Regions from separate parts of the Mus musculus genome. Here region 2 is linked to region 1. The links are chromatin contacts, found by Hi-C in ENCODE. All regions are on one chromosome and are shown on one strand. Each heading gives the region's core, a stretch centred on a gene start or an enhancer-like site at or near the end of the contact. The rest is flanking DNA. Distances are from core to core; before and after follow the strand shown.

Evidence for each region. Hi-C counts contacts between places; a loop is a spot of excess contacts on that map.
Region 2: a map of T-helper 2 cell shows a loop between it and region 1 (6-fold over the local background). The contact joins the promoter of Zc3h12a here to the promoter of Fhl3 in region 1. A Hi-C loop is called at or near these places in 3 of 37 maps with a recorded cell type or tissue (T-helper 17 cell, T-helper 2 cell and regulatory T cell).

The regions. Positions count from the first base shown.
Region 1 is chr4:124,697,095-124,703,689 of GRCm38, reverse strand. It overlaps Fhl3 (four and a half LIM domains 3), which reads right to left and starts at 2,991. Exons shown (of 6, transcript NM_010213.3): 1 at 2,839-2,991.
Region 2 is chr4:125,125,413-125,132,007 of GRCm38, reverse strand. Zc3h12a (zinc finger CCCH type containing 12A) reads left to right here and starts at 4,127. Exons shown (of 6, transcript NM_153159.2): 1 at 4,127-4,241; 2 at 4,926-5,402. The coding sequence starts at 4,960.

The sequences.
Region 1 (6,595 bases), core at 1,742-4,241:
GCAACACAGGTGGCCTGTGGCCATGTGTCCACTTGTGAGCCCTTCCTTCCGGGCTTGGCTAGCAGGAGCGGCAGCAGCTACCTTCCCAGGCCCAGGCTGGCCCTGGATCCACCCCCTCAGAGCCAGTCACCACAATGAGATGAGGCACCCCAAATAGGGTATGGGTGTGTCTTCTGCTTCCTCCCAGAATCTCCCAGTCCCTATGTCTCTAATGAGGACAGAGTGAAGGGCACCAAGGCCCACTTGTCTCCTATCTCCTCCCAACCCCCCTTCCCCCCACAATGCCTGGCAAGGCTGGGGGACTAAAAGGGTGAGCTAGGAGACAGTTTGTATTCCTGGGAGCAGGTGGGGGGTGGGGGAGTGAGGGGGCTGGAGGGGTGGGGAGGTGAAGGGGTAGAGGAGTGGGGGGGTAGGAGGGTGTGGTTTAGAGAAGACAGTGGCTCTTCCAAATGACCCCAATCTGCTATTTCCACGAACACACATTATCTCCATACCTGACTTAAGTAAGACAGACAGACAGACAGACAGACAGACAGACACACACACACACACACACACACACACACACACACACACACACACACACAGGGCTGGAGAGATGGCTCAGCAGCTAAGAGCACTGACTGCTCTTCCAGAGGTCCTGAGTTCAAATCCCAGCAACCACATGGTGGCTCACAATCGCCCGTAATGAAATCTGATGCCCTCTTCTGGTGTGTCTGAAGTCAGCTACAGTGTACTTAAGATATAATAAATAAATATTAAAAAAAAAAAGACACACACACACACACACACACACAGAGTGAACTTCTCAGAGCTGAGTGGCAGGATATCTTTCTGTATGGTGTCCAGTGGATAACAGCTTGCTTGAGTCACAAAAAATACACCTGACTTGAAATCCTGTGACCTTGGGTATACAGTTTTCATTCCCTGAGAGTATAGGTGCAACCAGTTAAATGAGATACTATTACTACCTCCCTCTCCTAGGACAGCTGTCAAGCTAAAATGTGATAATCCCCATGACAGCTTCTGTAATAAGTCTGTAGTAAACGCTAATCACTGTAAGTAAACGCTAGTCACTTGTATTTTTACAACAAGCCCCTCAACTCCTACTGGAGCCAAACAGTGGTAGTCTCAGGTAGGCCCGAAGCAAGAGTTAACCTGGGATGTGACCTTGGGAGTCTTAGTGAAGTCTGAGGGAACCACTGGTACACATCGTAAGCTCTAGCCCAGCCAGTGGGATACCAGGGTGGGGTGGGGGGGACTTTAAAGACCTTAGAGATGGTTAGTTCCCAGGAGCACATACTTGCTAGATTCCTTGTCATCTACAAAATACACACCCCACGACCACTGCATCTCAGCTTACGAAAAGGAAGGACAGAGTATAGGTCCCCTTTAGAGCTCAGTACAAGATACCAGGGGCAGGCTAGGGGCATGGCCAAGGCTGTTCAGCAATTGGAGCAGAAGTGTCCTATCCATCAGAGGGGAACTCTGCCTAGAAATGCTTTGGTAGTGGTGGAAGGGGCAGTCATCCTTTGGGGGGGAGGGAGGGCGAACAGGAGATACACTAGAGCTGGCTGTCTTCCCCGGCTGCCAGCCTGCCATTGGAAGACACCCAGAAGTCTTTCCAATTACCCATGCCAACTGCTCAACCCTTTAGTATATCCCCCTTCCCCGCCTCCCGCAACCCCCCCCCCCCGCCCATCCCAAGTCCAGGAGGACCCTGGCCAGACCCCACAGCTGTAACTCAGAGAAGACCCCTCCCCCTTGACAAGAGACTTAGGGGAGAAATTAGAGCCCCCCCCCAACCAGGCACCAATCCCAAACTCTCCACTGCCCCTCTTCCCCACAGGGCCTGGAAGTCAAAGCAGTTTAGGGCGAAGGGAGCAGATCCTGCAGCTGCTCCGAGAACAGGAGAGGGACATTTCATTCACCCCAGAGTCCCCTAGGGCTGAAGCAGAGCGTCCAAGATTTGAGTTTAAAAATAAGTTGGCGCTGTCTTAGTGGCTGTGTGTGTATGGGGCTCTCTCTCTCTCTTCAGCTCAGCTTTACAGCCTCAGGTCCTCTGCCTCCTGGGGGATGGGCTGGCTAAGAGTCAATTTCCCCCTAGCCTTGCCTCCACCCTTTCAAGCCTGGGGCAGCTGTCAGTGAACACACTAGGTGTCTCTCCTCAGCGAACTCTAGCCTCCACTCCGTACCTCTCAGTACCCTTGAGCTTAGTCAGTACCCGTCTTTGTGTTTGGGTGAAGGTGTTCCTGTATCTCTGGAGCTGTGTCCCAGTAGGGCCTCCACTCTGGGGATCTCTATCCCTGTTCATATCCAAGTCTTGGTCTCTCTCGACGTCTCTATGTCTCTGACCTGAGAGTCTCTTTAGGCCTCCGGGAGGCAGATTTAGCGCTAGTCTAACAAGCTCCAGCCTCGGGGCCCTCCAAGGCCCTGGGAAGGGTGCTAGCAATGAGTTCCCTGGGGCCATACATTTGCTTCTTAAAATGCTCCCCAGAACCCGGGTCCCCGCCGTGCCTCGAGAAGTTCATCCGGCCATTCTCTGCCCTCGTTGGAGTGGTCCCGGTAGCCTCCTGGGGCGCGCGTCCTTGTCTGTTCTACCAGGCTCCCTAAGAGCCTCAGTTTCTCCAACCCTGCTGATCTCTGTAGCTTTTCTAGTTCAAACTTGGTCCCCACCCCTTGCAACTCTGGCGGTCCCCGCCCGGCCGGGAGGCGCGGAGCGGTGGGGTCCGTGCAGGCGCGTGGGGTCCCGAATTCGGGATGCCCCAGCAGAAGACAGGGGTGAGGGGCCCAGAGAGCGACCCTGGTCCGAGCGCAGCTGGGGCGGGGGACTCTCACCTCGAAGCGGGCGCGGGAGCTGGGCGCGCGCGGCGTGGGTGGGGCGGGAGCCGATCGCCCGGCGGCTCCTACCTGTGGGCCAGGCGGAGGGGGGCCGAGAGAGCAGCGGCGAGGTAGCCGGCTGCGACTGACTGTGTGGGCGAGTGGGCGCGCGGCCCTAAGCCTCCGAGGAAGTGCTCGGGCCCGCCCCGCCCGGACCCCGCCCCCGGGCCCCCAACCCGCCCGCAAGGGCCAGACCCCGCCCCCTCCTGCCTGCGGCGAGCCCAGCCCAGTCGAACCTGGTGCTCTGACCTCCTCGACCACTCCTTGCTCGCCCCCTGCAGCTTAACCCGCCTCCTGCGCCCTTCGGACCCCGGGGGACGGCTGGAAGCGATCTCAGGCCAGGGGTGCAGAGCTCCTAGGACTAGCTAGAGTCCATCTGGAGACCAGACCTCCCTTCCTCTTTTCCCTCTAGCTCATCCCCAGATGTTACACTAAACCTTAGCTTGGGAAGGAGGCCTTAATCCAGCCGGCTGGAGGCGTGGTTTTGATTCTGCCTTACCAGCGGAGATCAAGGTTTTTTTTTTTTTTCTAGAAACTTGGGCTAAAGAGAGCGAGCCTTTATCCTCCTCAATTTCAAAGGGCTTTATTCTATAAGCGACTGGCGAAAGCACAGGCAACAACCTCCCCATCCTCAACTGTGCCCTGGCACTGAGGTTTCTATAGTGCCCAGGAATAGTTTTGACCTTTGAGGCTCAGGGAGACCCTAATCCTCGGCCTCCCTGGCTTTGGGTTTCTCGAGAGGGTGTGTGAACAGTGCGAGTGGTTGGTGCAGGCAGGGGTGGTTAAGAAGGGAGGGAACTTGTGCAGTTTTTGATCCTCCAGCTTCTACCCTATTCCGGGAAGGGAGGACTAGTGTCTGCCAGGGACACGAGGCCCATCCAGGTCCTTGAGGCCACCCCCCTTGGGATCCTCAGGCTTGTCACTAGGAATAAATAGCCTTGATCTGGAGGGCGGGGTGGGGGTGGGGGAGCTCTGTTGTGCTGTTTGCAAAACAAGAGACAACAAACTAACCCTGGTAATAACCTTTGCGTCTCGGGGATGATTCAGATGTCCAGAGAGGCCCCCCCTAATTCAAGGCTGCATCCAGCCTTGCTAGCATTTTGGGGATTAAGACCCTTCAAGGCTGGTGTGGCGCCTTCCCTTCTGTATCAGGGGTCTGGTTGCTAGGTCCTAAGACAGCCTCTAGGCCAGGTTTTCTTTCAGAGTTAAAGGATTGCTTAAATGTTGTTGATTCTTAAATTGCAAATGCCACGAGGGCAGAGGTTGGGTCGGTTTTTTTTTTTTTTTTTTTTCACTACTGCATTCCCAGTATCTACTCCAGTGTTTGACCTGCAGTAAATGAGGGATGAATGTCACACACTGCTTTCATTTGGACCCCCTGCCACTCCCTGCCAGGCACCTACTATCAGACAGTCTGAGGGTGAGCCCTTCCTCTGGGACTTGTCTCCCAGGTCTAGGGAGCTCTATGTACAGGAATGCAGGAAACACTATCATTCCTGGTTGGAGTAGACAGCGAGAGGGGTCTGTCTGTCCTGACCTGAAGTGGGGACAATGGTGGGAAACTGTACTGTCTAGTTTTGTGTCAACTTGACACAATCTAGAGGTGTTTGTTTGTTTGTAAGGAGGAAACCTCAATTGAGAAATGCTTCCATAAGATCAGGATGTAAGAAAGCCTGTAGGGCATTTTTCTAATTAGTGATTGATGGAGGAAGAGCCAGCCCAGTGCCATGGTGGGTGGTGCCATCCCTGGGCTGGTGGTCCTGGATACCATAAGAAAGCAGACTGAGCAAGCCATGAGGAGCAAGCCAGTAAGCAGCACCCCTCCATGGTCTCCACATCAACTCCTGCCTCAAGGTCCCTGCCCTGTTTGTGTTCTTGTCCTGACATCCTTCAGTGATGCACTATGATGAAGTAGAAGTCAGATAAACCGCTTCCTCTTCAGCTTGCTTTTTGGTCATGGTTTCTTCCCGGCGATAGAAACTATAACTAGGGCAGAGCCTTCAGGAAAGGAAGAGTTGTTAGTGAGCAGTAAAGGTGCTTCATCTTGGGGTCTTTCTTCTTTTTTTTATGACTTGAAGTGCTATTGAAGGCCTTTACCAAGAGCCAAAACTCTGAGCTTCCAGTTTGCACCATTCCCTAAATACTTCACATATATAAACTCATGTAATTATCCAATAAACACATACATATATATATGGTGTATATCTGGGTGGTTTGTGTGTATGTGGGCTCACATGTGCATGCTAGTGCTAGTGTACCTGTGTGCTTGTGTCAGAGGACAACCCTCTGGAGTCAGTTCTCTTTAAAAATGCAATAGGGGTGTGGGGGCTAGAGAGATGGCTTGGTGCATGAGCCTGCTTGCTGTTAGCTTTCTAACACCATGACCAAAAGCAAGTTAGAGAGCCAAGGGCTTATTTCAGCTTACAATTCCACATTGCAGCGGCTCAAGGGAAGTCAGGGCAGGAGCCTGGGCAAAATCCATGGTGGAACATGCTACTTACTGGCTTGTTTCTTATGAGTTCTCAGCCTGTTGTTGTTGTTTGTTGTTATTTGTTGTTGTTTTATAGCACTCACGACCACCAGCCCAGGGGTGGCACCACCCACAGTGAGCAGGGCCCTTCCACATCAACCAACCATCAAAAAATTGTACCATAGGCTTTCCTACATGCCAATCTGGTGGGGGCATTTTCTTAATTGATCTTCCTTCTTCCAAAATTGCTTTAGTTTGTGTCAGGCTGACCTAAAAAGTAGCCAGTGTGTAGCTCCTCCCAGAAGAGCTGAGCTCAGTTCCCAGCAGATAGATCTGGCCCCTCACAGTGCTTGTGACTCCAGCTTCAAGGAATCTGATGCCCTCTTCTGGCCTCCTCAGACAGGAACACAGGTGACATTTACTCACATAAAGACAAACATAAATAAAACACATAAATAAAAATACAATAAATTCTTTAAAAGTGGGGTGTGTGTGTGTGTGTGTGTGTATGTGAATGGATACACAAGTAGGAAATCAGGGGTGTTACTTGTGGGAATGAGTTCTTTCTTCTTACCATGCAGTCCCTGGGGATAGTCAGGCTTGGTGGCGAGTGCTTGTGCCCACTGAGGCATCTTGCTGGCCCTGGAGTCAGCCAAGGGCTTTTACCCACTGAGCTGTCTCACCAGCCTTAAATACACATTTCTAATCTTCTTCTCAAAGGTGAGAAAAATGGTACTTGACTCAGCCATACGGATACTAAATTGGAGTGATACAGAGATTAACACAGTCCCTGTGCAGGGATGACTTGCAAATTCATAAAATATTCTGTATTTTAAAAATAGTTTTTTTTTTTTTTTTTTTTTGGTTTTTCGAGACAGGGTTTCTCTGTATAGCCCTGGCTGTCCTGGAACTCACTTTGTAGACCAGGCTGGCCTCGAACTCAGAAATCCACCTGCCTCTGCCTCCCAAGTGCTGGGATTAAAGGCGTGCGCCACCACGCCCGGCCCTAAAAATAGTTTTTATGATTTATTTTTAGTTTATGTACATTGGAGTTCTGCCTGTGTTTATGTCTGTGTGAGGGGGGTCAGATCCACCGGAACTGATGTTTCAGACAGTTGTGAGCTGCCACATGGGTGCTGGGAATTGAACTGCAGTCCTTTGGAAGAGCAGCCAGTACTCTTAACCACTGAGCCATCTCTCCAGCCCCTTTAAATAAAATGTTATTGTATAATTATCTATTCCATT
Region 2 (6,595 bases), core at 2,878-5,377, 430 kb before region 1:
TTCCCCACTTAGCCCTAAGGAGTGACGATCCAGAAGTTTCTAGACCTTCTCCAGGTGACAAAGAACAGAAAAACTCTAGGAAGGAAATTATGAAGCCTAGTCCCCAAGATAGGCATGCAAAAGGCAGAATGGGACATGGGTTTGGGGTCAACAGATCTATAGGGCTCCTGGGAGCTGGGCCAGAGCTTGCAAAACCCAGTTGTAAACGGAGCATGGTTTCTCAGGAATGGCCAGGGCTTTCTGCAGAAGAGGGTGTCTCAGGAAGGAATCATCATCACAAACCGGAAGAGAGGGAGACTGTGGCTTACGGGTTGCTGCATGACTCATCGCTAGCCCTGCCAGCTGCCTCTGTTAAGTGCTGGACAGCACAGAGCCTGGGAACACTGGTGGAATCCCTGTCTAGTCCCCTCACCAGAAGAGGACCCAGGCAGGTCAGTGGCTCTTAACCCAGATGTGTCACTTAATATTTCCACCATCTGAAAGGTGGTTACCATAGAGAATGATGCTCACTAACACTGAGCCCAGATGCAAGAGGGGATGCAGGAGATGATGGTACAGTACACTGAGTTCAGCAGGACTGACCGTGAGCTTGCCACGTGTTTAGCACCGGTCACGAGCTAGCACTCAACAAGGACACATTGGGTTCCTTCTCTGTTCCCACCGTCCAGTGCCAGACACCAATCAATCACATGTCTATGTGTCTTGGTGACACCAGTCTCAAGACCAACCAGCCACGTGTACTTCTTCCTCCCTGCAGCCTCCCATAGCTTCCACAACCAGGTATCCAAGGGAGATGGATGCAGTAAGGAAGGCTGCAGAATTTCCAGCCCCACCGACTCCAGGTCTTAACTTTACCCTTCTCATCCTTCTAGTGACACTCTCAACTCTATATGAGGGCAAGCCATGGTGGTGTGGGTCAGTAATCCCAAGACTCAGGACACAGACAGGAGGATCACAAGCTAGAATCAAATCTTATCTACATAGCAAGACACTGGTTTGTTTTTTTGTTTTTTGTTTTTTGTTTTTTTGTTGTTTTGTTTTGTTTTGTTTTTTTCGAGACAGGGTTTCTCTGTGTAGCCCTGGCTGTCCTGGAGCTCACTTTTGTAGACCAGGCTGGCCTCGAACTCAGAAATCCGCCTACCGCTGCCTCCCTAGTGCTGGGATTAAAGGTGTGTGCCACCACCGCCGGGCTAGCAAGACACTGTTGATGGATTACTATGCAAATAAGAAAAGAAAGGAAGCTGCTGTGTGTGTGTGTGTTCCACGCCTTTTATCACAGCACTTGGGAAGCAGAGGCAGGTGGATCTCTGTGAGTCTCAGAATAAAGTATAGTATGCAGGCAACAGACACGGACTTTTATCATCATAAGCCTGTATGAAAAGGGAGACCATGTCTTTTTTTGTTTTGTTTTGTTTTGTTTTTCGAGACAGGGTTTTTCTGTGTAGCCCTAGCTCTCCTGGAACTCACTCTGTAGACCAGGCTGGCCTGGAACTCAGAAATCCACCTGCCTCTGCCTCCCAAGTGCTGGGATTAAAGGCGTGCACCACCACACCCGGCTGAGACCATGTCTTTATAGGACTCTAGTTACCTAAAACTCTAAACAATGCAGTGTTAACACAAGGGGACAATGTGAGGGAATGGCTGGCACAGATTCAAGACAGAACTTCCTCCAGACCAGGGAAGGCGGTGTGATAGGGACGCCCAAAAGTCCTCAAAGGCACCTTGTTTTCTGTTTTGTTTTGTTTTGTTTTGTTTTGTTTTGTTTTGTTTTGTTTTGTTTTGTTTCGAGACAGAGTTTCTCTGTGTAGCCCTGGCTGTCCTGGAACTCACTCTGTAGACCAGGCTGTCCTGGAACTCAGAAATCTGCCTGCCTCTGCCTCCCAAGTGCTGGGTTTAAAGGCATGCACCACGATGCCCGGCTGGCACCTAGTTTTCAAGTTAGACAATAGATACCTGGAAAGCCAGGCAGGGTGGCACATTCTTGTCACCACAGTATGCAGAAGGTGTGTGGGGGGGTTAAAATTCAAGGATAACCTCTGCTACATAGTGAGTCAAAGCTAGGTTGGAATCCATAAGACCCAGTCTCTAAAACCAAAACAGGGCTGGAAAAATTGCCACTTAGAACACTTGTTGCTCCTACAGAGAACCCAGGTTCAGTTCCCACATGGCAGCTCACAACAATCCATTCTCCAGTTCTGGGGGGAATCTGACCTCCCAGGGCTCCAAGCATGTACGTGGTATACAAAATTACGTGAAAGCCAGGCAGTGGTGGCTCACGCCTTTAATCCCAGAACTTGGGAGGCAGAGGCAGGTGGATTTCTGAGTTTGAGGCCAGCCTGGTCTACAGAGTGAGTTCCAGGACAGCCAGGGCTATACAGAGAAACCCTGTCTCGAAAAACAAACAAACAAACAAACAAACAAACAAACAAACAAACCTGCAAAAGATAACAGAGATGCAGCTTTAAAAATTATTGTTGGGAGCTGAAGAGAGAACTCAGTGTTTAAGATCACTGGCCACTCTTCCAGAGGATCCTGGTTTGATTTCCGACACCCATGTTGAAGCTCACAACCATCTGTAACTCCAGTTCCAGGGGTCCTAAGCCCCTTGTGGCCTCCTGGGGCACCAGGCATGCATACAAAATTCCCATGCACATCAATACGGTAATTAAAAACTAAATAAAGTCAATAAAAATTATTGTTATCTCTTTTTAGACTGAATGTATGTAGCTATGTTGGTGGTATCTTTTACTATAAAACCATTTTATTAAAACAGCCAATGTCCTTAGAAGACAACTGCATTTGCTTAGACAGGTGAGATATGACTGAAGTATTGACACACAGTAATTAATTCTTACTTTTGAGTGTTTTGGCTTCCTGAGCCTCAGTTTCCCTATATGCAAGCATGCTGGTGACATAATAGACTTTGTCTTCCTGTGTGCAGGTCCTGGGTTCCCTTTCTCCCTCTCCTGGGCACCTCTCTCTTCTCTAGCACACACACATGCATTCGTGCATGCATGCAGGCACACTGACAGCCAGGCTCCCTTCCCTCTGCCCTGAGTCACTAGTGTCCCCCAGAATGCTCATAGTGGTCCCTGGTGCTACAGAGTGGGAGCTCCTATTTTTTTTTTCCAAGACAGGGTTTCTCTGTGTAGCCCTGGCTGTCCTGGAACTCACTCTGTAGACCAGACTGGCCTTGAACTCAGAAATCCTCCTGCCTCTGCCTCCCAAGTGCTGGGATTAAAGGTGTGCGCCACCACACCCAGCTGGGACCTCCTATCTTGATCTACATGGCTGAGGCCCTTCAGCTTTTTCCTGCATTTCTCAGAGGTAAATGGAGCAAGCATGATAACTCACACCTATAACCTCAGCACACAGGATCCTGATGGATGGGGCCACTGGGCTGTTTGAGGCCGGCATGGGTTACATAGCTTGACCTTGTGTCAGAAAGAACAACAAAAGCCAAAGAAAACAGAAGGTCCCTGAGCACAAGGATCTGTCCAATATCTAAGCCCCAGGATGATAATGTACAGGGCTGTGCTCGACTGAGGGATCTTGACCTCTTGAGGATAAGGGACAAGATGAGTTTTTGCAGTCTGCTTGATAGCATTCTTCACGGACTCTCCCATGGCGATTGGTGTCAATGTCCCTCCTTTTCCTGGCATTTCCTCCACCACTATGCAACTTGTGGTGGTGGAGCCCTCCTGTCTTGGGAAGGTATTTACTTCAAGAAAAGTGTCCCTGGTCCTGAGTGTGACTCTATCGCTGAACAGGCTTCAGTTCACAACCTATGTGACTGAACTGGAGTGGCCGGATCTCTGCCGGCTGTGGCCTCAACTTGTGCAACTAGAAACCTGGACCAAGCCGGTGGACGTGTCAAGTTGTTGAAGTGAACCTGCGAGGCCGTTCTATTCCGGTTTTGCATGGTGCACGGAACCTGCTTCTGCAGAGCCGGCGTTAAGCAGTCGGGTGGTACAAGCCTGGAGCCGCCCAGACTTCGTGTGGCCAGGGGCGTGGCTAGAGATGCTGGGGCGGGACTTGTTCAGAAACGGGGCGGAGCCGGCTCCGACCTACCGTGGGGCGGGGCAGGAGGGAGGCGGAGCAGGAAGGGGCGGCGGCCCTGCCCGGCTTCCGCGTCATTGCCCTTAAAGCACCTGCCCGCCTGTCGCGGCTACGAAGGTGCCGTCAGAGCCCGAGACTCGGCTCCATGGACACCTTACAGACGACGTCCGGCGCTCAGCGGGGTGAGTGCTACCGGGTGGAACGGGTGCTGCGCTGCGTTGGGTCTGACTCCGGGAGGGTCGCGCGCGGGCAGTGTCTCCATCGCTGGGACCCCGCTGAGTTCACCCTGGTGCGTGGAACGGGGTGTCTTGGGGCACCCGGCGTTCTCCGGGCTCTAGCCAGGACCTCCTCGCGTCACCGGGCCCGGTAGCCAACCAGAGTCGCCCAGCAACTTTTCTCTCCGTGGGTCACCCCGGAAACTTGTCCTTCCCAGAATAGAACTCTGTCCCTGAGCCGAAGTATGAGACTCGGAGACGAAGGCGGTGGCCACAATGGGGAAGCCCCTGGGTCCCCTGCGCACTTCCAGCCCCAGTTTCCTTCTGAGAGCCCCGCCCCTGCCTCTTGGGTCCCTTGGGTTGGCATGGAACAGAACGGGGTTTGGGGGTGGAGTCAGACCAAGTTCAAATGTTTGTATCACAAACTTTGAGTTGATGATCTTGAGTAAACGCTTACTGCCTGTGCCTCGGTCTCCCTCTTGTAAAAATAACTAATGCTGAGAGCTCTTTGAGAGCACAGCGTGGGCTGACACGTGAGAATGGCTTTGAATAGCGTCTTCTCAGTTCGTGTTGCCCCATTCTGTGGAAGAGAGTCTGAAAGAGACCTATATTGGGCATTGCTTGCCCTTAACCCTGTGGTCTGGTCAATAGGAGCTGTGATGGACACATTCCAAGAATGTGAAATATGAGTGACCCTTGTGGAACGAAGCCTGTCCAAGAATCCAACCCCACCATGAGTCTGTGGAGTCTTGAGGACAGACACAGCAGCCAGGGTCGACCTCAGCCAGACCAGGATCCTGTGGCTAAAGAGGCCCCTACTTCCGAGCTGCAGATGAAGGTGGACTTTTTCCGTAAACTGGGGTACTCGTCCTCTGAGATCCACAGTGTCCTGCAGAAGCTGGGAGTCCAAGCAGACACCAACACGGTGCTAGGGGAATTGGTGAAGCATGGCTCAGCTACTGAACGAGAATGCCAGGCCCTGACGGCCCCCAGCCCCCAGCCCCCTCTGGTGCCCCGGGGTGGAAGCACCCCCAAGCCTTCCACTCTAGAACCCTCACTCCCAGAGGAGGACAGAGAGGGCAGCGACCTGAGACCTGTGGTCATCGACGGAAGCAATGTGGCCATGAGGTATGTGTGGAGACCTGTGGAATAGTGTCTGTAGCTCTTCCTTTGGGAAGGGGGCTTGGCTTTTCTCTTGGACTGGTGAAGGAACACAAAAGCTGTCTGTGAGATCCCACCATGTGCCAGAAGGAACCCCTTAAGCCTTAAAGACTTCCTCAGGGCTGTTTCTCCAATGCTATAAGAAGGAAAACAGCTCAAATCCTTGCCAAGAGTCACACTTCTTGATAAATGAGAAGCAAAGATTCAAACCCAGCCTTCTTTGCCTGGAGTGTACCTTGTGCCATGGTCTATCCTTGCCTACGGCATGAGGCAGGACAGTATAAGGGATTAACCCGTGGGCCAGTCACTTAGCCAGTTGGGCTTTTTCTTCTCCTGTCAAACTTTCCACTCAGGTGGCCCCTGTGGGGAGAAAATTCATAGAACGTGGAGAGTTACAAGTACTCAGTGGAGCCGGGCGTGGTGGCACACACCTTTAATCCCAGCACTTGGGAGGCAGAACAGGCAGATTTCTGAGTTCAAGGCCAGCCTGGTCTACAGAGTGAGTTCCAGGATAGCCAGGTTCTATACAGAGAAACCCTGTCTCAAAAAAGAAGAAGTACTCAGTGGACAGATGTTATTCCATGACTTGAGTCTTCTGGGATCTCCTTGTCCCCGACTCGAGCTCCCACTGAAGCAAGGCTCATTAGTTATTCAGAGCTTCCTAGCCCTAACCAGCTGTGACCTTTTGGTCAGATCTGGCATCTTCAGATGCGTGTGTACGGGTAGCCTGATGCTCTGGGCTCAGGTGTGCTGTAATGAGAATCTATACTCCCTGAAGCCGCTCAGGCTGGCCTGACCTCTGGGGGTTCCCAGATCTCCTGCCGCCTTTGCATATCTCTCAAGGAATGGGGTGGGGTGGAGGCAGAATGGGAGCCAGGCTGCCTCTGACCTTAAGGAGCCCTGATTTCTCCCTTCTATCCAGGCCGCACCCTCCAGCTCTGCTTTCTCCCAGCTCCCTGCACAGCGGGCTGGTGAGTCAGGACTGGGTGGATAAAGTACAAGGAAAAGATCCTGTTGGCAGGGACCAGGGGAGACCCCAGCAAAAGAACAGGAAGAGGAGAAGTCTCCTTTCTAGATCCCCTGAGGGCTCTCCCAAGAGGACTGCCCAACTTGTTATGATGTCAGCTTCTTCGCCACCTGGCTCCTGGTCCTACCTACTC